2 separate regions of the Homo sapiens genome follow, and region 2 is linked to region 1. A link is an interaction called in ENCODE POLR2A ChIA-PET data of the cell type or tissue named here. Cell type or tissue: A673. All regions are shown on one strand. Each heading gives the region's core, and the rest is flanking DNA. Links, peaks and the distances in the headings are about the cores only. Region 1 holds the start of PRELP (proline and arginine rich end leucine rich repeat protein). Region 2 overlaps BTG2-DT (BTG2 divergent transcript).

What was found. ChIA-PET counts read pairs that join two places held together with the same protein. Peaks named below come from ENCODE experiments on the same cell type or tissue, not always from the same donor. Only the 100,000 strongest peaks of a DNase experiment are listed, where the experiment ranks them.
Region 2: POLR2A ChIA-PET joins it to region 1 with 10 read pairs; 9 of 35 experiments call an interaction of 5 or more read pairs at or near these places.

Annotation. Positions count from the first base shown.
Region 1 is chr1:203,471,925-203,484,170 of GRCh38, reverse strand. PRELP (proline and arginine rich end leucine rich repeat protein) reads right to left here and starts at 8,365. Exons shown (of 3, transcript NM_002725.4): 1 at 8,233-8,365; 2 at 14-1,002. The coding sequence starts at 986. In A673, for the core only: no CTCF peak of the experiment used is centred there; no DNase peak of the experiment used is centred there.
Region 2 is chr1:203,290,229-203,302,474 of GRCh38, reverse strand. It overlaps BTG2-DT (BTG2 divergent transcript), which reads left to right. Exons shown (of 4, transcript NR_034151.1): 3 at 1,194-1,385; 4 at 1,828-3,717. Among named protein-coding and RNA genes, the nearest start is that of BTG2-DT, 9.0 kb to the left of the region's middle. RefSeq lists silencers at 3,086-3,290, 11,761-12,160 and an enhancer at 5,615-6,116. In A673, for the core only: no CTCF peak of the experiment used is centred there; DNase peaks (open chromatin) are centred at 5,784 and 6,464; H3K27ac peaks cover 1,134 bases.

The DNA of each region.
Region 1 (12,246 bases), core at 2,000-9,999:
CCACCCCACTCACTCTCGATGCTATTGTTGTTGAGGTACAGGTGTTCCAGCCTGTTGTTGATGGCGGGCACACTGCTGATCCTGTTGTGGGACAGGTGGAGCACAAGCAGGTTGGAGATATTAAAGGAGTTCTTGGGGAGTCCCCTGTCTGTCAGCTTGTTGTAGTTAAGCCGAATGAAGGCAAGATTGGGAAAGCTCTTGAAGTATCCGTTAGGGATGGTCTCAATCTTGTTACTGTCCAGGTAGAGCTGGTGAATGGCGGTGGGGACCCTGGGCGGCATCTTTCTCAGGATGTTGTGGGCCAGGTTGAGCTGCATGAGGTTCTTGAGGCCATGGAAGGTGTCGGGCTTGAAGACGCCGTCGCTCAGCCTGTTGTGCTGGAGATCCAGGAGCAGCAGGTTCTCCAGCTTGCTGAAGACACCAGGCGGGATTCTGGAGATGTGGTTCTGGCTCAGCCTCAGCTGCTCCAGGTTCCGGGGCAGGGCCGAGGGGACCTCTTCCAACTGGTTCTTCTCCATGTAGAGGAACACCAGGCCGGGCAGTTTCTCCAGCACCCTCTGGTCTATCTTGCGGATTCGGTTGTTGTCCAGGTTAATCCATCGCAGGCCTGTGGCATTCTGGAAGGACTCCACCGGGAGCTCAGTGATGAAGTTGTTCTGGAGATAGAGGTAATGGATGCGGGGCGGGATGACAGGGACCTTTCGCAGGTTGCGGCTATCACAGTAGAGGGCAGATGGGAAATCAGGGGGGCAGTAGCATTCGCGGGGACAGTCAGGGAAGATAGATGGAGGGCCTGGAGGGAGGGGAGGAGGCAGGTCTGTTGGCTCTGCTGGTTCATCAGGCTGAGGAAAGCTGGGTGTGGGCCTGGGCCTGGGCCTGGGTCTGCGCCCGGGCCCAGTCCCGGGTCTTGGTCGTCTTGTTGGCTGGCCTTGGGCCACTGAGGCCAAGATGAGAAGTGGGAGGAGCCAGCAGAGGGGTGACCTCATGATCCAGGTGATGCACCTGCAGGGAGAAGACACATAAGGTCATTATCCTTGGGCCCTCAGTAACTAGTTGTCATGTTTTTGAAGCCAGAGTTGGGCAGAACTAGAGCTCTAGGGAAGATGGGCAGAGCTCAGGGAGCTGTGGAAGCATCTCCTTGTTTGCCTGTACCCAGCAGGTAAGGGAATAACAAGGGCTTGAGGCTCTGGATTCCCTGGCCATTGGCTTAGCCACTCGATGTGTTGAGCCTGCTCTGAAGAGGGCGGGGGACATGCTGGTAGAAAGCACATTGGTGGCCAGGTGCGGTGGCTCACACCTGTAATCCAGCACTTTGGGAGGCCAAGGTGGGCAGATCATGAGGTCAGGAGATCGAGACCATCCTGGCTAACACGGTGAAACCCTGTCTCTACTAAAAATACAAAAAATTAGCCAGGCGTGGTGGCGGGTGCCTGTAATCCCAGCTACTTGGGAGGCTGAGGCAGGAGAATGGCGTGAACCCGGGAGGCGGAGTTTGCAGTGAGCCGAGATTGCACCACTGCACTCCAGCCTGGGTGACAGAGTGAGACTCCATCTCAAAAAAAAAAAAAAAAAAAAAAAAGGCACATTGGGGCTGGTGGGACAGTGGCATACAAGCCTGTAATCCCAGCACTTTGGGAGGCCAAGGCGGGTGGATCACTTCAGGTCAGGAGTTCGAGATCAGCCTGACCAACATGGAGAAACCCCATCTCTACTAAATACAAAAAATTAGCAGGGTGTGGTGTTGGACACCTGTAATCTCAGCTACTTGGGAGGCTGAGGCAGGAGAATCGCTTGAACCCAGGAGGAGGAGGTTGCAGTGAGCCGAGATTGCACCAATGCACTCCAGCCTGGGCAACAAGAGCAAAACTCTTTCTCAAAAAAAAAAAAAGAAAGAAAGAAAGCACACTGGACTCCGAGTCAGGAGTCCTGGGGCTTGTCAGAGAAGACCCTTAACCACTCTGGCCCTCAGTCCTCCCATTCACAGCATGAGAAAATCATCAGTGTCTTCATGAGAGGGATGTTAGGATGTATGAACCTTAGCGTCCTGGTTAAATCCAGAAAGGTCCTTAAAGATCCTATAACCTAGTGGTTTTCCAACTCTGCTTTCATTTCTGTGACATACCCCTGTGGGGAGGAGACTGAGGAGATGGCCCTGGGGTACCCTCAACCCATCCCTGTGCCAACCTCAGCAGCTCTCTTTAAAAAAACCTATTATATATATTGAGGTTTAGCCGAAGCATTCATTTGTTGAGGGGCAGGGGACACGTTTCTTTGCTAAAAATGGCTTGAAATCCACCAATCAACTCCAGACCCCACCATTTGCAAAAACTGAGGACTGGAAGGAAGAAGTGGCTCGCCAAGGCCAAGATGCTGTTTAACAGCAGATCCAGTCTGCACACTCACACACACACCTCTTCAGGTCCCATGCACATAAGCAAACTCACTCACTTATCCTCTGTGTGCGTATATGAGCCCATACGCAGTACACTGAGTATTGGAAGGAAAGAAGGAAGGCGGAAGGGAAGGAAGGCAGAGACTGTCTTTCTCCACCTCCCTCTAAGGTGGTCTCTTCCAAGGCAGGCCTCTCCAAGGAGGTCTGGAAGGCCATTTTCCCTGGCCTCCTATCACAAAGGACCTTGCAGTTAGGTTTTTGGCTTGATCTCCCGTTAAGGATATAACATTGTCAGAGATACATTGCAAGGGTTAAAAAGAGAAGGCATTAATTGCAAAACTTTAAGCTTGAGTCTTGTTGGCTGAACCCCACTTCACTTGTAATTGGTGAACTATGAATTAACATTGTGTAAGTTCTGTAATTTTCTGGAAAACAGAACAGTCATCTTGCATATAAATTAAGGGGGTAGTTAAAGCATTGGTATTCTAAAACAAACATTTCTAAAAGCCTCAATTTTTGTGACCCTGATTTAAAAAAAAAAATTTATTTTCTAATCACCCAGAAGCCTAGAAATGATCTAGAAATCTTTCATACTGTGAGAAGCCCTGTCCCAAGGAGGCTCCCAGCACTGGCGGGAGTTTTTCTATATCCCTTCATTGCCTTTGTCACCGAAAGCATATGCCAGGGACTGGGCACCAATTTGCCCAGGGCTTCCAGCAAAAGCAGTGAGGCACTGTGGCTGTGACCTGTGCTGGGCGGGGCGGGGTTTCCTTGGCTCAGTGCCAGGGCAGCCCTGGTCTTCATTGTCAGGGGTGAGAGGAACAGGCAGGTTACTCACAGCTCCACCCAGCAGGCTGGCTGTGCGCGCCTTCTCATCCACAGTAAACACAGGCCTTCCTCATCCCCATGTGCAGCACCAGACCCTTTGGGAACTTATCTTTTCACTAGTCCTCTGACCCGTTTACATTCCAAACCTCTGGGCCTAGCCAAGCTGCTCCCAGAGCCAACAGGAGGTTCCCCAGGAAATGCTCCCAGGAGCAAGTTATGTGGGGAAGCTGAGCCTGCTCTCCTCCCCTTCCCTCAGCCCCAGGGCTGAATCAGAACCATTCCAAGTGCAGGGATGCTTCTCTCTTAAGGAAATAGCATTCATTTCTAAGGCTTTTCTCATGGGGTGATGCCCCTTCCTGCCGGAGCTTTGCCATGAGGCAGGATGAAAAGTTCTGACAGCTGACAGCACAGCCATTCTCTCTGGCAGTGCTCCGTGATGTCCTAGGTCTCTGAAACCAGAATCTGTGTGACAGACTGAGGGTACCTGGACTCCATGGGTAGTCATAGTCCCTCCTACAAAGCCTCAGACCCACACTCTATGCTCCTGCCTTCTAGAAACTTCTGTCCAATCATAAGATTCCTTAGGATGGGTCCATGTGTGTGTTTTTAAATTTTTCTTATGCTTTCACAAGTGCACTTCTCCACCCACAGCTTTCTACTGGGCTCTGCTCATTGCTCAATCAGTGAAGGTTTGTTGACCACCTACAACAGCCAACTGCATGCAGTTCTGCTCTCCACCATCAGTTCTGGAAAAGCTGCTGCTTCACGGAAGAGAAAGGCAATTGCTTTGCCCAACCCAACATTCACTCTCCACATTAAAGAACGTTTCCTAAGAGAATCTTAATTTTTTTTTCTTTTTTCACTTTAAACAAAAATGAGATGGGGGTCTCACTGTATTGCTCAGGCTGGTCTTGAACTCCTAAGCTCAAGCAATCCTCCCACCTCGGCCTTTCAAATTGCTGAGATTACAGGTGTGAGCCACTGCACCCAGCCTCTAAGAGAGTTTTAAATTCTAATTTCAATTCCAACTATTGTGGATCTGGGCTTGACTCCTGGCTCTGACTCTCCAACCCGGGCTCCTCATCTGTGTGAGGATCAAATGAGATCATGCATTTGAAGGCATGTTATAAAGTGCAAAATCTCTGCAAGTGGCAGAGGCTTACTTACTCATTTATTTGTTTATAAACAGCAGATTCTCTAGAGAGACTCCTTGATTTTTTTTTTTTTTTTTTTTTTTTTTTTTTGGTGATACAGGGTCTCCCTTTGTTGACCAGGCTAGAGTGCAGTAGTGCAATCACAGCTCACTGCAGCCTTAACCTCCCTGGGCTCAGGTGATCCTTCCATCTCAGCGTCCTGAGCAGCTAGTACTATAGGCATGTGCTACCACAGCTGGCTAATTTTTGTCTTTTTTGTAGAGATGGGGTTTTACCATGTTGCCCAGGCTGGTCTCCAACCCCTGAGCTCAAGTGATCTGTCCTCCTCAGTCTCCCAAAGTGCTGGGATTACAGGCATGAGCCACAGCGCCCCAAGGACTCCTTGATTTTTAAAGTGAGATAGCCCCCTTCCCTATCTCTCTCATTAATTTAATGTTAAAACCCAGGAGTGGTGGAATGTTTCTGCTCAGGGCAGGGTTGGGTGGAAGTCCTGATGGGTTGGTCAAGTCATTAGGAGCAGCTATTTAAGGCTAATTGGCTTTGTATGGAGAGGTTGAGGTTGGGCTGGGAATGAGGTTGGGTTTGTCTCCCAGGGCTAGGCAGGGCTAGCAGCAGGGTTACGCCGCACTCTGAACTGGCATTCTTCTTACTTGTCAGATCTCCTGTCTAATTGGTCACCCCTAAGCCTCCATGCCTTGACCCAGAGCTACCCTGCAGTGGAGAATGGGGCTGCTTCTGACCTAGCGCTGTGCCGGTGAATGTCGGAACACCCCTCTCTCTTTTTTCCCTTCTTTCTGTTCTCAACCTAGGTGTCTGAAAGCCATCCTGCTCTCTGTATCTCTTCCTGTAGTCCAGAAGGGTGTTGGAAGCAGGGAGAATCAAGCAGTCTTTGCCAATTTATGAGCAGAGTTAGTAGAGGAGTGAGCCTGAGGCCCTTTCAAGGCCCCCATTAGGGCTGATGTGGTCCTGAGATAACAAAGGAGCCTTATGGGGGCATGATGACTTCAAGATGCCCCTTTCTAGGAAGGTGAAACGATACAAGGATGAGCTTGCCTGGGGCAGTGGGAGGAGAGCCTGTGGTGCATACTAGTTAGGAGAGAAGATTCTCACCCCTCCACCACTACCTAGTGATGCGAACCCTGTTCTGGGCCTCAGTTTTCTTATCTGTAAAATGGGAATAAAAAAATCTTCCCTATACCTATATTCCTTACCCAATTGTCAGAAGCAAGTGCAGTTAGCAGCTTTAAAATGCACTACAGATCAAAAAGTGCTAAAAATAAAAATAACACTATTATGGAGAGACCATCTGTCTCCCCAGTGTCTACCACAAGGCAAAGTGTAAACAGAATGAAGATTTTCTGGCCTCAGGCCACTAGTTTAGAAGAGAAAGTTTTCCATTCTGAGCGGTGGGGAAGAAACCAGGGTGAGACGACTCTTCTCTGACAGCCCGCCACCTACCATATCCTCTGCCCCATTCCCCCAGCATCTCCAAGCCTTGAAGAAAGCCTAGAAGAGTGTGTCTGATGCCTTGAGTGATTATAGATCTGAGACCCAATCCTGCAGTTCTTCATTCAGATGCTTAGCTAGGTAGGCTTAGGCAAAGCAATTGCTTTTCTGCTCTATAAAATGGGGATACTAACACCTTCTTTTCTGTTTTGAGGGTTAAATGAGTTAATACATGCAAAGTGAGTGTTTTCTGAATGTTAAGGTCTTGTTGATATTATTTCAAAGTAATGGGGTCTCCTTCCCTCCAGCCTGGCTAGAGGGCAGCCCCCATGCACTGCTCGAAGGCAGGGATCCTTGTGAGTGGGGTACCAGCTCTTCCACACAGAGCAACTTCCTCCCCTTTGTGGCTTGTGAGATCACACTTGGGTCTCAGAAACAACTAACTGAGGAGACTCTGGAAGTCCCCAGCCACCTAGGGAAAGCTTGTTCTGTCTTTCTAATTCACCAACTTCTCACCGATGCTTTCTGCAACAGGTGAGGGGACACTGGCCACAGAAGGTGCAAGTCTGCCTTCCTCAGTGGGCCATGGAGTTCCACTGCGATTCTTGACTTCTCCCAGCTTTTTGCCCCTTCCAGCCTTGAAATGCTTCACTCACATGCCCAATAAATGGGATTGCCCACTAGGGAGGTGGAGGGGGCATGAAGAAAGTGTTCAGCTCACCCTCTGTGAGAGCCCAGACAGGTGGCTGCTGGGAAGGAGGAGCAGGGACCTATAAGGGTCAGGGGAAGGGCCCAGCACATGCTCCTGGGGTCCTGGGGCAGGCAGATTAACAGGTGAGGGGAAACAGAAGCTCTGTGGAGCCATCTTGGGGGAACTTTCTTACTGGAATGTTCCTCTGTGGTATATATGGCTGCTTGTGCTTGCAAGGAGGAGAGAGGGAGACAGCTCTTCCCTGTTTACTCCCACTCCCCAAAAAAGAGGTGGCCTATTTGGGACACTCTGGTGCTCCTTTTCCAGGACACAGTCCTTCTGCCCAGCTAACACTGCCGGAGTCTTGGGCTTAAAAATTACAGCAAAGCTCTCTCTCAGGCCCCTGATTCTCGAGCCCTGGTGGACCATCAGAATCTCCTGAAGTATTAAAACAAGATTCCTGGGTCTCGATTCAGTAGATCTGCAGTGAGAGCCGACATCTGTATTTTTAGTAAGCCCTCCACACTCCTCCCTCTCCAGCCCTTAGGTGACTGTGAAGATCAGCTGTGTGTGGGACCCCTGATCTCCCTACACCCCGCCTGCCTTGGGACAGACCCTCTCTATTAATAGAGAGGAATGAGCAGGGGAGCAGGAGAGGGGCCGCCCTTCAGTTTTCCCCTCCCCAACTGCTTAAGGAACTGCTGCCTTTTTTTTTTTTTCTCCTCTGCCACAGGACCTTTTGCCAACCTAAATGGTTGGAATAATTTCAGAACGGCTTTAAAGAAAAATATTTTTCTGGCTGCCTGCAGGAAAAAAAAATAAAAAAATGAACTGTCCCCAGAGCTGGGAATTAGGACCTTCAAGGATTGGGAACTGGGTCGCTTTCTTCTTTCTTTCCAAAAGCCAAGTGGTTTGGACCAGTGAGACAGAAATTGAAAGCTGCTGAGAAGACACTGTGCAGGTTGGAAAAAGCCGTTTTTCTCTCCCTCCTACCCAGTGAAGCCCTAAATAATGAAGAAACCCTTCCAGCTCCCGCTCTTGCTTATCTCCTCCCTATTCGGCCTGGACTTGGGATGCAAGATTTTCTTCTGGCTCTGCCATCTCAGTGGGAAAACGTACTTTATCTTTGCTCTTACAGCTAGGGAGGTGTGTGTGAGAGGGCGAGAGACAAGATGCAGGGAACATGTGTGCATGCATGTGTGTGTGTGTCTGCTGGTGTCTGGTGATGATGTGGTCTAGCTCTGCATGTCAGATGCAGAGGGCAGAGGTGAATGGACAGGATGTCTTCATTTTGTATGGTCGTGTGGGGTGATGGTAGTGAACGTGCAGCCTCCGTGTGATGTGTGTGACTTCCACAATGTGTGACAATACACAAAAGGTGCAAAGAAATGGGTTCTGGAGTCCAGTTTCTATGGAAACACCTGATCTGTAGAAACACTTTGTGCAGCGTGGCTCTCTGTGCTACAACAAACATCTGCAGCAGGAAAGCTTAACTTTTGCAGTAAGCAAATATAGGGGTACAGAGTGATGAAAAGAAAAGGAAGAGGCTATAGGAAAGAAGTTAGGAAGACTAAATTTGAACTCATTTGAGAGGAGAAAGAGGTGGGAGGAAGGAAGGAGTGAGAGGATAGAGACTAGATCAATAAATGGACAGAGCTGGAGGAAACTTACTGGATGAAAGATTCTTCCCAGTCTCCTGCCCATCTCCCAACTGGGCTTACCTGCACACACCTGCCTCTCCTCTCAGCTCTGAGTTTAGTCCTCCTCTTCCACCCCCTCCCTTCGGCGGAGCTGTGGCAGCAGAGAGCCAGCTAGAAGATCTGATCTCCCAGTGGTGTGTGCGTGCTTGTGTTTGCCTGACTTTTCTTCCACCAGATCCTATTGGGGTGGGGAGGTTAGCTTGGGGGGAGGGAGGGGCAGATCATAGGGAGGGAGGGGAGGAGAGGAGGGAGGAGGGAGGGAGGGGAGGGGAGGAGAGAGGGAGGGAGCTTGGGAAAGGAGGAATGACAATAAAGTCTTTATTTGGCAGCCAAAACTCCCAAAGACTTCATCCACACACCATTCCCACTAACAGACTCATTTTTAATAACATTTCCTTCTGCTGCTGCCGCTTCTGGAGAGGGGTTGTTTGACCCATGTTTGGAAAACAAGCCAAATTAACAGAGTGAAAAGGCATGAAAAGCAACCTCTGTGTAAGCCAGGACTGGATGGCTGGGTCCAGCACTAGCCTGTTTAATTCCTCCTAACAATCGCCTTGCCTTCTGGGGCCGTTGCTCGGTAGTGTTAAATTCCTAAACCAGTGAGGGGTTTGGGATGCTTCCTCTGAGCAGTGACAGTCTTTCCCTAAGTTATCTTCTCCAGGAGGTTGCAAAGGGAGTGGAGTCTCAGGCTGGCATAGGAGATAACTTCGGTTTGGCTGCCAGGGCTGTTCTGAGAACCAGAGAGGGAGAAGTCTGGCCTGAGTTGCACAGCAAAGTTAAGGCAGAATTAAGATTTAATGTAAGACCTAAAGTCACTGTTCCTAGCTCATGTGGACAATGTAGTGGCTTCTTTCAGCTTCTCCATATCACACTTAGGTGAGATTTAGGGGCTGTGTGGTCATCACACAAAGTGATGGGAAATCCAAATTTCCCCTGTGCACATCAACACCCCAGAAGACCCAGTCAAGTAACACCACTACCTCTAACAATCCTCTAACAATGCCCCTCAATTAAGAAAGCACAACACACTTGCAGGTAAGTAGATGCCCATCAAAATTTCCTGCCATGGCCAGGCACAGTGGCTCACGCCTGTAATCCCAGTACTGTGGGAGGCAGAGGCAGGCGGATCACCTGAGGTCAGGAGTTTGAGGCCAACCTGGCCAACATGGTGAAACCCTGTCTGTACTAAAAATACAAAAAAATTAGCTGGGTGTGGTGGCGGGCATCTGTAGTCCCAGCTACTAGGGAGGCTGAGGCAGGAGAATTGCTTGAACCTGGGAGGCAAAGCTTGCAGTGAGCCAAGATCGTGCCACTGCACTCCAGCCTGGGCAACAAGAGCGTGACTCTGTCTCAAAAAATAAATAAGTAAATAAAATAAATAAATTCCTGCCATCCCAGCTGACTACTTAGAAAATGCAACGCAATTTTCTTCTCCATTATTGGTTCCATGGAGAGCTGCAGAGCCCCATGACAGGGGACTGCCTGCCTGCCCTCCGCAATATGGGGTAGAGGAGAGAACATTAAAATTAGGGTCTGCAGCCCTGGGCTCAGCCACCCACAAGCTATGGTCTTAGGTGAATCACTTGATCATGAGGACCTTCAGTTTCCTCATTTACAAAATATGGATAATATTGACCTCACAGGGTTGGGAAGATTAAATATTGTAAATGTGAGAGCACTTTATAAACTGGGAAGATATTAGGGTTTAGGAAAGGGATTGCGATGAATGGTAATTAGCCTAAGAAAAGGAGAAGGAAAAATAAAACCCAGACCTTTCTCCAACCCCCTTCCACCCCAGATCTCATGGCTTCACGCCCTGCTGGTGAGGTCTTGCTGGAAGACAGCACGGTTCCTCTCCAGGTTCACATTAACTGTGGCTCTGCCAGGCTGCTCATGTGCTTCATTTCTCATCCAGATGGGATATGGCGTCTTCTGCAGGCCGGGAACATCAGACGCCAGATTTGCTTGTTTCCCTTGGTATGGTGGGTGGTAGATGATAGAGGGCAAAAAAGACTGGCTGGGCACGGAGACTCATGTCTGTAATCCCAGCACTATGGGAGACGAAGGCAGAAGATTAATGGAGCCCAGGAGTTCGAGACCAGCCTGGGCCATATGGGGGGACCCTGTTTGTACAAATAATTTAAAAATTAGCTGGGTGTGGTGGTGTGTACCTGAAGTCCCAGCTACTTAGGAGACTGAGGTGAGAGGATTATTTGAGGCCAGGAGACCAAGGCTGTAATGAGCTATGATTACGCCAGTGCCCTCCAGCCTGGGTCACAGAGCAAGACCCTGTCTCAAAAAATAATAAGGTGAGCAAAGTACAGTGAGGTACAGGGATGATGGGTAGAGTGTCTGTGGGGATAGACAGACTGGAAGGAGTGTGGAGTATGGGCAGGGGCAGGGGTGTCACCTGTATCCATTTGTATGACAGCCATCCAAATCCCAAGAGTCTATGCTCTCGGGAATGGATGGCCAACTTCCAAGCCCTGCCTAAGCCAGTTATCTCCCTTCCTCCCTCTCCTATCTCCCGCATCCCACGCTATGCAGAGAGAATTGGAAAGAAGTATAGACATGGCCAGCAGGATATTCAGGAGTGTCCAGAATAGAGTTTGCTAATCAGTGGCTTGTGGACCTAATATGGCTTGAGTACCTAATTTTTTTTGACAGCACGTTAATTTTTTAAAAGTTTTGTGGAAATTTTAAAACGTATACATATTTACACAGTATAGTATTAATATCCCCATTATCTAATACCTAGCTTCAACAATTACCGACTCATGGCCAATCTTGTTTCTTCTGTGTTCCCCACTCCCACAAACCCTACTGGTATATTTTGAAGCATTGGTTAAAAAAAAAAAAAAGGATTTGAACACCTTTAGTCAGGACAAGCACTTCCCAGTTCAACACAGTCGCCATCCTGGTAGACAGGGGTCCAGGTTCTTGGGACCTGGCTTTGCCCCATTGCATGCTGTGTGACCTTGAAGATGTCTCTCTCCCTCTCTGACCTCAGTTTGCCATTTATAAAACACGAGGTTGTACCAAATGACCTCTCAGTGCTCTTCCAACAATACTGTGAAGAGAGAGTATAAGGTTTGGGGTTAGGAAACCTGGATTAAGATGTCAACTCTGCTGTTCTCTAGCTACCTGGTGAGTAGGTCTCAGCACACGAGCCTTGGTTTTCTCATCTGCCCCATCTCCCTCCCAGGGTATACCCAAGATAACACAAGGATCATTGGCAGCAATGGCAGGGGAGTATTTTGTGATTCACTGGCTTCATGCACCCTGGGACTATGTGGATCCTCCAGGAAGAGCCTCCTCTACTCTCCTAGAGTCTCAGGGACACCAGTGGTGTGTCTTCAACCCAGGGGAGGTATTTATCTCTTGCTGGTGTAGCCAGAGAACAGTCACAGGCACATGATGTGAATGCTGGGGCATATGGTGAGAAGTCCAGATATGCACATTGTTGCTGCTACTGCTGCCTGGTCCTAGGAGAGGGCTAGGGGCAGCATGGTTAGGAGACAGAATGCAGGGAGGGCCAGGCAGCAGAGGGAGGGGGCTCTCCAAGTTGGTGGGTTTCAGCTGCATTTGCAGAGTTGGGACCTGCCCACACTTCCCATCCAGACCGAAATCCATCTGGGGGGCTTACCATTTCTTTGACCCTCACAGTAATTGCTGCCTTGGTTACAAGCAGTGAGTGCTTAAAGCAAGAGAAGAAAGGACACAATTGTGTAATACTCTTTCCATAGAAGTACAGGAGGGAGGTACTCAAGCTTCCCACCTCCCCCGTGGTGGTCCTGAGACTTTGCCGGGAAGGAGCAGTGTGGGCCCGAAGAGTTTGGCTCAAACTGCTCAGTGGTCATCAGGACCCACAGAGGCTGGCCCTGGACGGACCCTCACCCTGTACTAGTTGAGGCTCCCAGTCCAGGGTGGGTGGGGTCTGGGCAAATGCATAACGGGGGAGAAGCTGTGTGAGTCCTGTGGCAGCCTGTCCCACCCTCCAGCCTGGGGGGCCTGGGTTGCCTGGGGTGAGTGGGC
Region 2 (12,246 bases), core at 2,618-10,617, 180 kb after region 1:
TGCAGTGGCGCGATCTTGGCTCACTGCAACCTCTGCCTCCCGGGCTCAAGCGATTCTCCTGCCTCAGCCTCCCGAGTAGCTGGGACTGCAGGCATGCACCACCATGCCCAGCTATTTTTGTATTTTTAGTAGAGGTGGGGTTTCATCACGTTGGTCAGGATGGTCTTGATCTCTTGACCTCGTGATCCACCCACCTTGGCTTCCCAAAGTGCTGGGATTACAGGCATGAGCCATTGTGCCCAGCCTCTCCTCTTTTCTTTCTATACACAAGCCTAGGGAGAGGAAACTTAATGTATCTCACATTCAAAGTTCCCAAGTCAATATACAGTGTAGCCGGGTGTGGTGGCTCACACCTGTAATCCCAGGACTTTCAGAGGCTCAGGCAGACTGATCACTTGAGGACAGGAGTTTGAGACCAGCCTGGCCAACACGGCAAAACCCAGTCTCTACTAAAAATACAAAAAAAAAAAAAAAAAAAAAAAAAATTAGCTGGGTGTGGTGGCGGATGCCCGTAATCCCAGCTACTCCAGAGGCTCAGGCAAGAGAATCGCTTGAACCTGGGAGGCAGAGATTGCAGTGAGCCGAGATCACGACATTGCACTCCATCCTGGGCAACAGAGTGAGACTCCATCTCAAAAAGTAAAAAATAAAAAATAATTTAAAAAAAATATATATATACACACAGTGTAATTGTACTCAACTCTGGATTTAGGTTCTCAATCAATTTCTGAATACATTATAGCAGTCCCAATTGTTTTTGAAATTTCCTGAAACTACTCTTATATTGCTAGGACCAGAATCCTTAGAAACTCTAAAAGTCAAGATATCACCCCTGCTTTTTCTCTTTGCATGTTGCCTGTTGCTTCCCATTCCTTGGTATAATCAAGGTGCTGTTTGAGCAGCAAGATAAGGAGAGTGGGTTTCCTCTCCCTCCCCACCTGTCCTTCCTGCTTCTCCTTCTCCCTTCCTGCCCTTCCTCCTCCTCTTCCTCCTCATTCTTCTCTACCTCCCTCCACTCCCACCCAAGGGTCTTGGGTTGAATTTTGAACTTTAAATGTTGACTTGTGCTGACCAGTGACTTCACCCACTGAAGAGGGGGAATGGGGTGATGGAAGTGAGGGTGGACTTCATTTATGCCTCATCTGGACCAGAATTTCTGTCCCATGTGACCTCAGACCTATTGGTTCCTCTAGTCCTGGTTGCTCATCTCGCCCACTTGCACAGCCCACCTGTGTGGCCGACTCAGGATTGACCCACCTGCTCTCTTCAGGCCATATTCCCACGCAGAAGTGGGTCCCACTCCTCAGGCCTCTGTGCTGGCCCCGTCTGTGGGGTTAGCAAGCAGCCCTGCTCTCCATTTCCAGCTCAGAAGCAACTGGATCGTTGTAAGTGATTTCTATCTTTCCCAGCGCCCTGTTGGGCCTGTGGGGACTTGGCTTGGTTGGCTCAATTTTCTGAGTACAAGTAGAAACCTGAGGTTGAGTGAGGCAGGCAGTGGCTGGGCTGAGATATTGTAGGAGGGTAATATCAGGTCATTTCTCCACCATGCAGAGTGTAGTTTTTGTTGGTCTGTGTGTCGGTGTGGTTAGGGAGGTATTAGTATGTATATTTGAGTGAGCATACATACTTAGATTGCATGTGGGCTCTGATGTTTGTGGGTAGCAGGGGATATGGATATGTGTTCACTATGTTAGTAAGCACATATAATGGTATCTGTTGAAGAAAGTCGTCTTGTGAAATGTGGGTGTTATGGTAGAGTGTACATTTTGGTGGAGTATGTCTGAGTGTAGCTGGTGCAAATACTAATTTGATCTTTCCTCTTTACAGACCTCATTGGTGACAACTTGACTGTGCTGCCCAGAGCTGATAAGAAACATCACCCGGGGAAGACCAGCTGCCTCTTCCTTGCTTCCTAATCAGGGTGGAAATACTGCTAAATATATCACAACTCTTTGCAAGCATCGTTGGGTAATGATCGGGACATCTTTGTGGGTTCCCTATCATTTTCTCACAAAGTTGAGCCTTTCAAGGTCAGTTCTAGGCCAGCCAGTCTGGGAGTCATTCTTTAGAATCAGAAGAGAATTTAAGAAGAGGAGAAGATAAGATTGTCTCTAAAACCTGCTAATGAGAACTACAGGAAGGTGGGGATGCTAGCTACTTTTAATATTTCTGGTTTGAACCCCTTCCTCCACCCCAGAATGAACTGAGAGTAGGTACAGAAATAGATAATGCAAAGACGGTTAGGGTTGAGGGTAAGCAGAAAACTACCCATCTAGACCGAAGGAAGGCTTGCTAACATATCAGTAAGCAAACAGCTTTCTAATCTGCAGGTAACAAGTTTTACATCCCTGAGGACACTTTTTGAGATAGGACTTTGTTTGTTTGTTTGTTTGTTGTTTTTTGTTTTTTTGAGACAGAGTCTCGCTCTGTCTCCCAGGCTGGAGTGCAGTGGCATGGTCTCGGCTCACTGCAACCTTCACCTCCCAGGATCAAACGATTCTCCTGCCTCAGCCTCCTGAATAGCTGGGATTACAGGTGCATGCCACCATGTCCAGCTATTTTTGTGTGTGTGTGTGTGTGTGTGTGTGTGTGTGTATTTTTAGTAGAGATGGGGTTTCATCATGTTGGTCAGGCTGGTCTGAAACTCCTGACCTCGTGATCTGCCCTCCTCAGCCTCCCAAAGTGCTGGGATTATAGGCGTGAGCCACCGGGCCCAGCCTGGGGCTTTTTGAGACCCTATTGAAGGCTGAGGAAGAATCTGGAAGCTAAAGAGTAACCCATTCCACCACCTGCTCTGAAGATAGAAGAAGCAAAAAAAGATTAAATTGTACAAAAAGCACTTAAATTAGACAACAGAAGAATTTCCTGATACAAAGTGGGTGTCTAAGATGTGTTAAACAAGATGCCTGCTCCAGCCAGGACTCAGACACTCCTGGATGGAGAGCATCTTCACAGTTTGGGATAAAAGTGACTATACAGAGTGGTGGAGTGAAGGCTGCAGGCCCCTCCCCAAGGTGGCATCTAACCCCGGAGGTATCAGGACCTCAGAGGCTACCCACATGATTTCCAGCTGATGAGCAGAAATAGCTGTGGCAGGTGCAGGCTTCACTTGCTGCCACCAACATGGGAGCTCACCAAACACCCAGTGGCCAAAAGAACCAGGGTCTCTCTAAGCCCTGGGCTCACCGCCAGGCAAGCTTGGGTGCTTGGGAGGGCCGTCGTTCTTCACAGTGCAGCCCCTGGATTTCTTCTCAATTTACTCAACTCTCTCTCTTGAATCCCATCTGTGCAGCTTAGAAGTCACAAATTAGAACCCCCCAAGGCAAAGCTGACCATAGATACAAATGGTTTTGTCTGTATAGTGTTTAAGCACTTAAAAAATTCATTGTGAACATTTAATAATTAGAAAGTGTCAAAATGAAAATATCTATAGTTTCTCTCTAAAAACCAGAAGATCTGTTAACACTGATCCCACACTTCTATTTGGCAATGACTGGCCCCTAAGACAGGGGGTATGTCCTCTAGCTCACCACAGTCTCCACCTTTACCTACTGCATCCCTGCTGAGACAAAGTGGTACATGCCATTTATTAAGGATGAATGCTGTTTTTTTTAATTATACTTAATCCTCATTTGCATTACCTGCCTTCATTCTGGAGGTATTTGAGTTTGCATCTCCTGATAAAGAATAAATCTCAAAATTGTCATCTCTAACTTCACCTTTATTACAGAGCTTCCAATTCATTTTTTTCCAACTGAGAGCTGGACATCTTTGGAGCATTTTTCTGGTGTTTCAGTCTCAACATGTAACAGATCAAAGATACTTCTCTCCCATCTTCCTTGTTTCTTAGTTCTTTCTCTCTCTCCTTAGTATTACCCTTCTTTTTCTGCTTTAAAAACCTTCAATAGCTTCCCATTGCCTGTAGTACTAATTAAAAATCTCTCATCTGACATTCAAATGGCTGCATACCAAGGGACCTTAGGATACCCATTCAAATCACCCAGGAAGTTTGATAAAAATTCAGATCACACAGCCTCTCCCTGAGATTCTGGACCCACCCACCTCAAACTACTGAATCAGTTATTAAGTATATACATACATATCATATATATATATGTGTGTGTGTGTGTGTGTGTATATATATATATATATTTTTTTTTAGATGAAGTCTCACTCTGTCACCCAGGCTGGAGTGCAATGGCGAGATCTCGGCTCACTGCAGCCTCTGCCCCCCACCGAGTTCAAGTGATTCTCCTGCCTCAGGCTCCTGAGTAACTGGGATTACAGGTGCCTGCCACCACGCCTGGCTAATTTTTGTATTTTAAGTAGAGACGGGGTTTCACCATCTTGGCCAGGCTGGTCTTGAACTCCTGACCTCGTGATCTGCCTGCCTCAGCCTCCCAAAGTGCTGAGATTACAAGCGTGAGCCACCTCACCTGGCCTTTAGTTATTAGGTATATGAGAGGTAATTTATAGGAAGCACCTAGCATACTACCTAAGTATTATAGATGCTCAGCAAACCATATCTCATAATTGCCAACTGTCAGAAGCAGGGTTTTCAGAAATAATCTACACAAAAATTTTAATTCTTCAGATGGAGAAAAGAAAGCCATGAGATGAAAAAAAGATGTCCAAAGTTACACAGCTACTTAGTGGCAGGGCTAGGACTAGAACCTAGATCTCCCACCCAGCCTAGGGCCCTTTCCATTAGGCCAGATTCCCATCATGTGACCCTGGCTTTATTCATGTATTCACTTACTCAAGGAATATGTATTGGGTTCCCCTGGGAGCCAGCGGTGGACCATGGTGGGTTTGGGAGTTGGTATCAGCATTCCAAGTGTCTATCTGGGGGTGAGGGCTGGAGGCTGAGTGCGTGAGATGGCCACTTGGAGACACAGAGGAGCCCAGGAGCAGAATGAGTTCAGCTACTCACATAGAAGTTGATGTTTCATCAGGTGGTAGCAGGAATTTAGAGTACAGAGAAAGGCCCTAACCCTCGCAGGGCAAGATCTTTAGTCAATGAGAAAGAGCGGCCGGGAGGGCCCATGTTGATGAGACAGTGGGATAAATGAACTTCGGAGAAAGGCATGAGGAATGATGGCAGGGAAAGGCTAACATAGAGCAAGACACATTGGTCCCCACTGCCTCATTCTGAGGAGTGTTGGGTGAGGCAGAAAAACAGGCTTCTCTTGACACAGCCTGTTTGAGGGAATGCCAGGAGATGGAGAAAATGCTTGGAGGGGTGAGGATATAGGGGACTTTTCTGGGCCCAAAGGGGGCTCAATGAAAGGGTTTGGAAAGGAGGGTGGTGAGAGTTAGACTACCACAGAGCACACCCACAGTGGAATGGGGATGAGAACATGTGTCCTTCGGACAGTGACCAGCATCCATAGAGGGAGTGAGGATTTTAGTCTTGTCTGGGCCTTGGAGGTGGCAACCAAACACAGGGTTCTAGGAGAGAGGCCTGGCAACTGAGACATGAGACCCAGAGTGCTGCACAGGGCAGAGAAAGACAACCTCCAGGGAACTTCCATTTCTGCTGTCAGGGGCCAGCCACTGCCTTGACGACTGCAGAGTGGTCTTCGTGTCTCGGAGGGACAGGGCCTCCAGGGTCCTGGATGCAGGCTGTGTGCTCCCCTAACTCACCTCTTCATCCTCTCCATGTTACTCTGCATCGCGTTGGCCCACACAGGCCCACTCTCCTGCTGCTGGGAGGGAGGGGCTGGAAAGTGTTAGGAATTCATCAAGCTTGTAACTAAAGCTGACTCTATGCCAGGCCCCATCTGGGGAAGGAATCTGCTCCCCCCAAAGGCATGTATTCCCCTGAGGGTTGCTTCTCAGCTGCTGTGCTCTACTAACCCAGTAGTGTCTGTGGGAAGATGAATGATCTGGGCTTCTCACCCTCCTTTGCCACCCTGGCTGTGTGGTCAGGGAAGGGTGAAGGCAAGAAGGATGGCGGAGGGTACAGGAGAGACAGTGAAGACGGGATGAGGTGGGAGCTGGGGAAGGGGAAGAGACGTGGACAGATGGCCAGACCAATATGGCTGGAAAGGTCCCTAGTGATGTGTTTTTGTTTCTGCGACTCCCTCGGTGTATCAGGAGCAAAAGGATGGGAACGATCTGCTAAAAGTCTGTTATCCTGGAGGCCCCCCAAGAATGTGACCTCCCACACCTTCTCCCTCTAGGCCTTCTCCTATGGTACGAGAAGGTGTGACTGAAAGTGCCAGAAACTCACAGGGGAACACATGGACTTGGGACAGAAGCAGATCTGAAGCTGAATTTATTGCCTCTTTCCCAAATTTAGAAGACAGACATGTTGTAAACCCTCCTCATCCTCACTCCCAGGGGCCCAGGATAAACCCCCTTTATCTCCAGACAAAAAACAAGAGAAGAGGCCCTGAACCTATTGGAGCTTCCCCAGATGTTGTTTTGGCAGAGCCGTAATGGGGCTGGGCCTCCTGGGGCTGAGTGTCTGGGGCAAGCAGGAAGCTGGCATCACAGCTGTGACAGCCAGAGACCACCTGGGGGATGGGGGCTGAAGGGAAGAGGAAGACAGATTCAGAAAGGAGGACACAAGAAAAAGTCTAAAGAAGAGGTACTGCAGCTTCTCACCTGTGGCCTCCTGGCTCTGGGCCTGAGGTACTTCTCTACTGCACCATGGGTTCAGGTCCAGGGATCCGTGTGGTTTGGAGGAAGGAGCTAGGAGAAAGGGAGAGATGGTTGGAGTTCCCTGAGCCTTAGTTTGCTTATATGTAACAAAAGAGTATTGGGCTAGGAGACCCACCCTGCCTCTTAATCTGTCATCTATGGTTCACATTGATGACTCCTTGGGTCCTAGTGGAATACGTGATCACCTGCCAGCAAGAGAGGATTTTCCTGATGAGGTGACAAGATATCCTGGAGCCCTACTTCCTGAGCGGATCCCATATCCAATTACTGGCCCAGTCCTGTCAGTTATCCTCTTGAAATACCTTCTACTCAGCATCACTGAAGCCACCAACTGTTAGATCGTTCTTGGATAGTTTCAACAGTTCCCTAAGTGGTCTCTTTGCCTGAAGTGCTTCCCTTCCTGCCCTTTCCTCAGTCCATACTCTGCTGTCAGAGCTCCTAAACTACAGGTCTGTCTTGTCTCTTTCATGTTTAAAAGCTCTGAAGGCTCCCTACAGTTGAAAGTTTAATTCTTGGTTTGGCCTTCAAGGCCTTTACAATCTGGCCCAACCTCAAAGCTCAATTAACCCATTCTCAGTGTTTCTCAAATACATACTTTGCACTTTCATACCATTGTGCCTTTGTAGTTTCAACAGTGAGGTCTTGCCATGTTGCCCAGGCTCTGGAGTGCTGTGCTTACTCACAGGCATGAACATAGCTCCCTACAGCATCAAACTCCTCACCTCGAGTGATCATCCTCCCTCAGCCTCCTGAGTAGCTGAGTGCCCAGCTTATTGTACCTTTACTCATATTATTTGCTCTGCCTGAAATTCTCTCTGTTCAGCTCTTTGTCCATCAAAAAGCTGACTAATTATCTCCGTGCAAGTGATACAGAAGGAGTGAAAACATTATTTTTCCCACATTATTGAAGAAAAAAGTAAGGAACATATAGGGCAATGGACATGTCAGGAAAGTCTCTAAAAAGGGGGCTGGGGTAGTGGGGTGAGAGTGGGCTAGGGAAGGGTGGGAAAGGATTCTAAATCCTACTTCCTCCATCCCTTCCACTAAGAATAAGGTTGGGGAGGAGTGGAAAGGAATCTTTATTTAGATTAAGAATGGGTGGCCTGAGCTGCTTGTTATGATATATTAGTCTTTTTTTTTGAGACAGGATCTCACTCTGTTGCTTAGGCTGGAGTATAGTGGCATGGTCTCGGCTCACAGCAACCTCCATCTCCCGTGTTCAAGCTATTCTCCTGCCTCAGCTTCCTGGGTAGCTGGGATTACAGCTGTGCGCCACCACACCTGGCTAATTTTTGTTATTTTTAGTAGAGACGGGGTTTCTCCATGTTGGCCAGGCTCGTCTCAAACTCCTGACCTCAAGGGATCTGCCCACCTCGGCGTCCCAAAGTGTTGGGATTATAGGCACCTGGCCTTATATCAGTCTTGTTTTGATGATGACTGGCTCCGATGGCATATAATTATGCTTTTTTACATTGGTGTCCCTGGATGGGCTAATTAAGTTTTTGAACTGACGGATTTGTTCTAGTGCGATGGGCAGAGCACATCCCTTAAAGCCACACTGCTTAGGTTCAAATCCTAGCTGTGCTACCTTAGGCAAGTTATTGAAGCTTTCTGTGCCTTAATTTCTTTATCTATAAAATGAGATTAATAGTAATTCTTACCTCTTAGAGTTGTTGGGAGAATCAAATGAGTTTACAATACTTAGAATAGTGTCTGGCACATAATAGTGGTCAGTACATGTTAACTATTATTACTTATAATTTATACTTTGCTTACTTCCAAGAAGAATTTGAGACAGCTTAAAATATTAAACCACATAGAGGATGATTTTATGTGTGTGTTTATATTATATTAAAGATCAGAAACGAATTGGTAGTAGGAGGAAGAAAGAGAAAGATAGATATTTACAAACTTGTTTGAATCAGATACTTCTTTGACACCTAAATTTATCTTTGAACTTCCAGGAAGCCAAGGTAAAAAGGGAAATACCTGCATTATATAGTTTTCATTGTGAAATATAAAAAAGCATTCAAGTTAGCCTGTTAAAACCCACCCCCACCAGCCCGCTACATCCACACATTCCTCAAGAAGAAATTTATGATATGAATCCCTATGTTGGAATACTGGAGCCAAAGAGTCTGAAGTTGTTCTCAGTTGGCATTTAGTATCTTCCTCAATTGGGTTTACCTTTCATAAGAGCCCATAACGACAACAGAAGTAATCAGGATAATGGCTGGGATAGTAACAATCAATATCATCTCTACATTTCTTTCTATCCTTATTTCAGGGTTTCCTTCCTTCCCTCTTGGCTCAGGAACTCTCTGAGGTCAGGGGTTGAGCCTCGCTCGGTCAAATAGTCAGGTGGCCCCAGGTGGTTTCAGCTGCCTCCCTGAAGCATTAGAGTTGTGTAGAAGCAAGGTGGAACCCATGGCAAAAACTCATGAGGTGAATGGAGACAGGAAGGTTATGAGGTATGTCTAAGAGGGCTTTGAGACGATTGAGCTCCCAAACATGTAACAGAATGATTATCTTAGTGGGAATGGGTAAGCTCCTAGAAAGAGAACAACTCTGTGTCCCCTATTTTTTGAATTCAGCAGAATCTATTGTAAGTCAATATCCTTATGTAAAAACATTGCATAAGTCCAGGAAGACCACCACCACGATCTTCCAGCCTGACCTGCCAGGCTTAAAAAAAGCGGCTCGGCCAGGCGCAGTGGCTCACACCTGTAATCCCAGCACTTTGGGAGGCTGAGGCGGGCAGATCACCTGAGGTCGGGAGTTCAAGACCAGCCTGACCAACATGGAGAAACCCTGTCTCTACTAAAAATACAAAATTAGCAGGGCGTAGTGGCGCTTGCCTGTAATCCTAGCTACTCGGGAGGCTGAGGCAGAAGAATCGCTTGAACCTGGGAGGCAGAGATTCCAGTGAGCCGAGATTGTGCCATTGCATTCCAGCCTGGGCAACAAGAGCGAAACTCCGTCTCAAAAAAAAAAAGAAAAAAAAAGTGGCTCTTTGCCTACGAACTTACACACTCAGAAGCTTTGGACCTATCTCGTTGAATTCTTAGACAGGTTCAGAGGTGTGGCTGGAGGTTAGAGCTGAATTACTCCACAGAAGAAAACAAGAGGAATCTATATTTTTGTTCCTGAGAGAGAGCAGCAAAAAAAGGGGGCTTGAGTAACCTTAAAATGGTGTTGGGAGGGCCTAGAGCCAATGTGAGAGAGGAAGCCGAGGGAAGTTTAAGAACAGAAATGCCCAACACTCCCTTTTTAAGCTCTTTACATTTTTGCAAAATTAACCCCCTCAGGAGACCCCAACCTTCACTAAAGCCCATGATGTATATACAGACCTTGTAAGGAATTCATATGAAGAAACAAGAGACAGGCCTGACACGGCTCACAACAGTGAGAGCGCTCAGGGTCAGCAGGATGATTCCCAAAAGGAACTGACTTGAGATCCCAAAGCCAGAGGCACTGATGAGAAGGAATGTCTTCTCCACCCTCCATCCCCACTTCCAGGGGAATCTGGAATATTTTGAGGAAAACTATTGGATCACTCATCGATCTTCGAATAAAACATTGAACCAATCTTGCCCAGCACCTAAAGAGCAGTTGGGCACAGCTGACGAACAGTTTACCCACTGGGAGCATGGAATTAGGTGTCACCTTCAAATACCTGATGTTTAATGAGGACAACCATCTCCAAAGGGAGGATACCTGCCTGCCCACTGTGCAGTCTACTTCTTGGCTACCTAGCACAGTCCTCCCTGAGAGAGGGTTCCGTGGGGGCTCGTTGAAGCCAATGAGTGGGGAGGAGAAATGCTGCAGAAATTTACCATGTCTGGCTGGCCCTATGGCTCACTGCCATTTATGTATGGGTCACATGGGTCACAAATCAATCACTTGACCTCGTGATCTGGATACCTTTTGTCGTCTTTGTCCTAGAGTGATAAGAGGAAGGAGATTTAGTCCCCACCCTCAGAGGTAGAGAGTGTGGGTTCTTCATTCTGACTGGGGAGAAACGGTTCCTGCCCACAGGACGCTGCAAGTTCCCAAGGAGGGAGAAGCATCCACATCGAGGACACAGACGCAAAGCTGCCAGGAGACAGGCAAATATGGGCAGAGCCACACTGCACAAACACGATTCACAATTAACCAAGGAGTTGGAGTGAAGGTGTCAGCAGGAAATAGCTTGTTGGGCCTGGGAGTTTTGAGCTGAGCTGGATTTGGAAGGAAAGAGTTCTTACTAGCAGCAACAGAAGACAGTCATGTGCTGCACAGTGTCCAGTACTGTGCGAGGCGTTTGCACGATGACCGCTCACCCGCGGTTCCCCTCCCTGCTGGAAGGATCATCTCCAGCATGCTCACCACTTGCTTACTAACAGAGGCCCCAGACAAACAGCTCGCCACAGTACACACAAGAGGCAAACTCCAGATGACTTTATTTACACAGCTTAAGCTTTTCAACAGGGTCAAAGGGCATTCTCACAGCACATGGGTGTGGCCCGGGAAAGGCAGGTTCTGGAGGGGGCTCCTGAACAGGTTCCTCCTCCCTGGCACCAAGTGACCACCTGTAAGTCTGAATAGCACTTTACAGCTTGCAAAGCTGTTTTACACCAAGCAGAACACTCATCTAGTCCTTACAAGGCTCGAGGGCAGTATCCTCCATATTTTATGGAGAAGGAAGCTGGGGCCTGAAGAATTATGAGACAAATTTAAGGCCCCAAGGCAGAGGCAAGGATGTCCTTTCTACCACCCAACAGTGGCCTAGCATCACAGCCTTCCGGCCGTAGACTTTGGGATGCAGAGCATTCAGGGACTATCAGAGTGCATCAGTGAAAGGCCACCTGGTCATCTGCATTTCAATCTAGCTCTGCACATTTCATGAGAAACCCAAAGAGGGAGGATGCAGAGCGACAGCGTCTGGGAAGGCTGCCCGCCTGGGCTCTGGCTCTTGAGAGGAGACAGGGAGGCTGGCCTCCCTTTTCCAAATGCGGGTCACCTTTGCCCCGGCCTGGGCATTGTTTGGGAGAGGAGAGCCTGGCCCTTGATGGCTGGCAGCTGTTGCCCTCCCCAAGAGCGCCCCTGCCCTGCCGGCCCCTCCGGAGTCTGTGCCCATATAAGGGAAGCACTTCCCGGCAGCTGAGGTAGAGGCTGTGACGCCCCCAGTCCACGTCAGCGGCCGGCGGGAGGCGGGAAAGCCCAGCAGAAAAACAAGTGACGCGGCGCGGGAGGGAGGCGGTGGGTGGCAGGTGGCGGGAGGGAGTGGCCGCGCCTGCCTCGTTAACCCCTGCCCAGGCAGCTGGAGCCAAGGACTGAGCGCAGCCAGCCAAGGTTGTGGGCTGTCTTTGCCCTTCTGTGTGAATGGGGGTGTGGAGTGGGGAAAGTCGGGGGCCAGGGGCTGCGCTGGTGACACCTGCCTGAGCACTTCTGTCCTGGGGTGGGTGCAGGTGTTTGTGCTCTGGAGGACCTGCTCTTTGGGCGTCCAAATGTGTTTCACAGCCTGTGCATTTTGCCTGGTGGTGTCAAGGACGCATATGACATGGACAGCCATGGTGTGTATTTTTACTGCAGAGC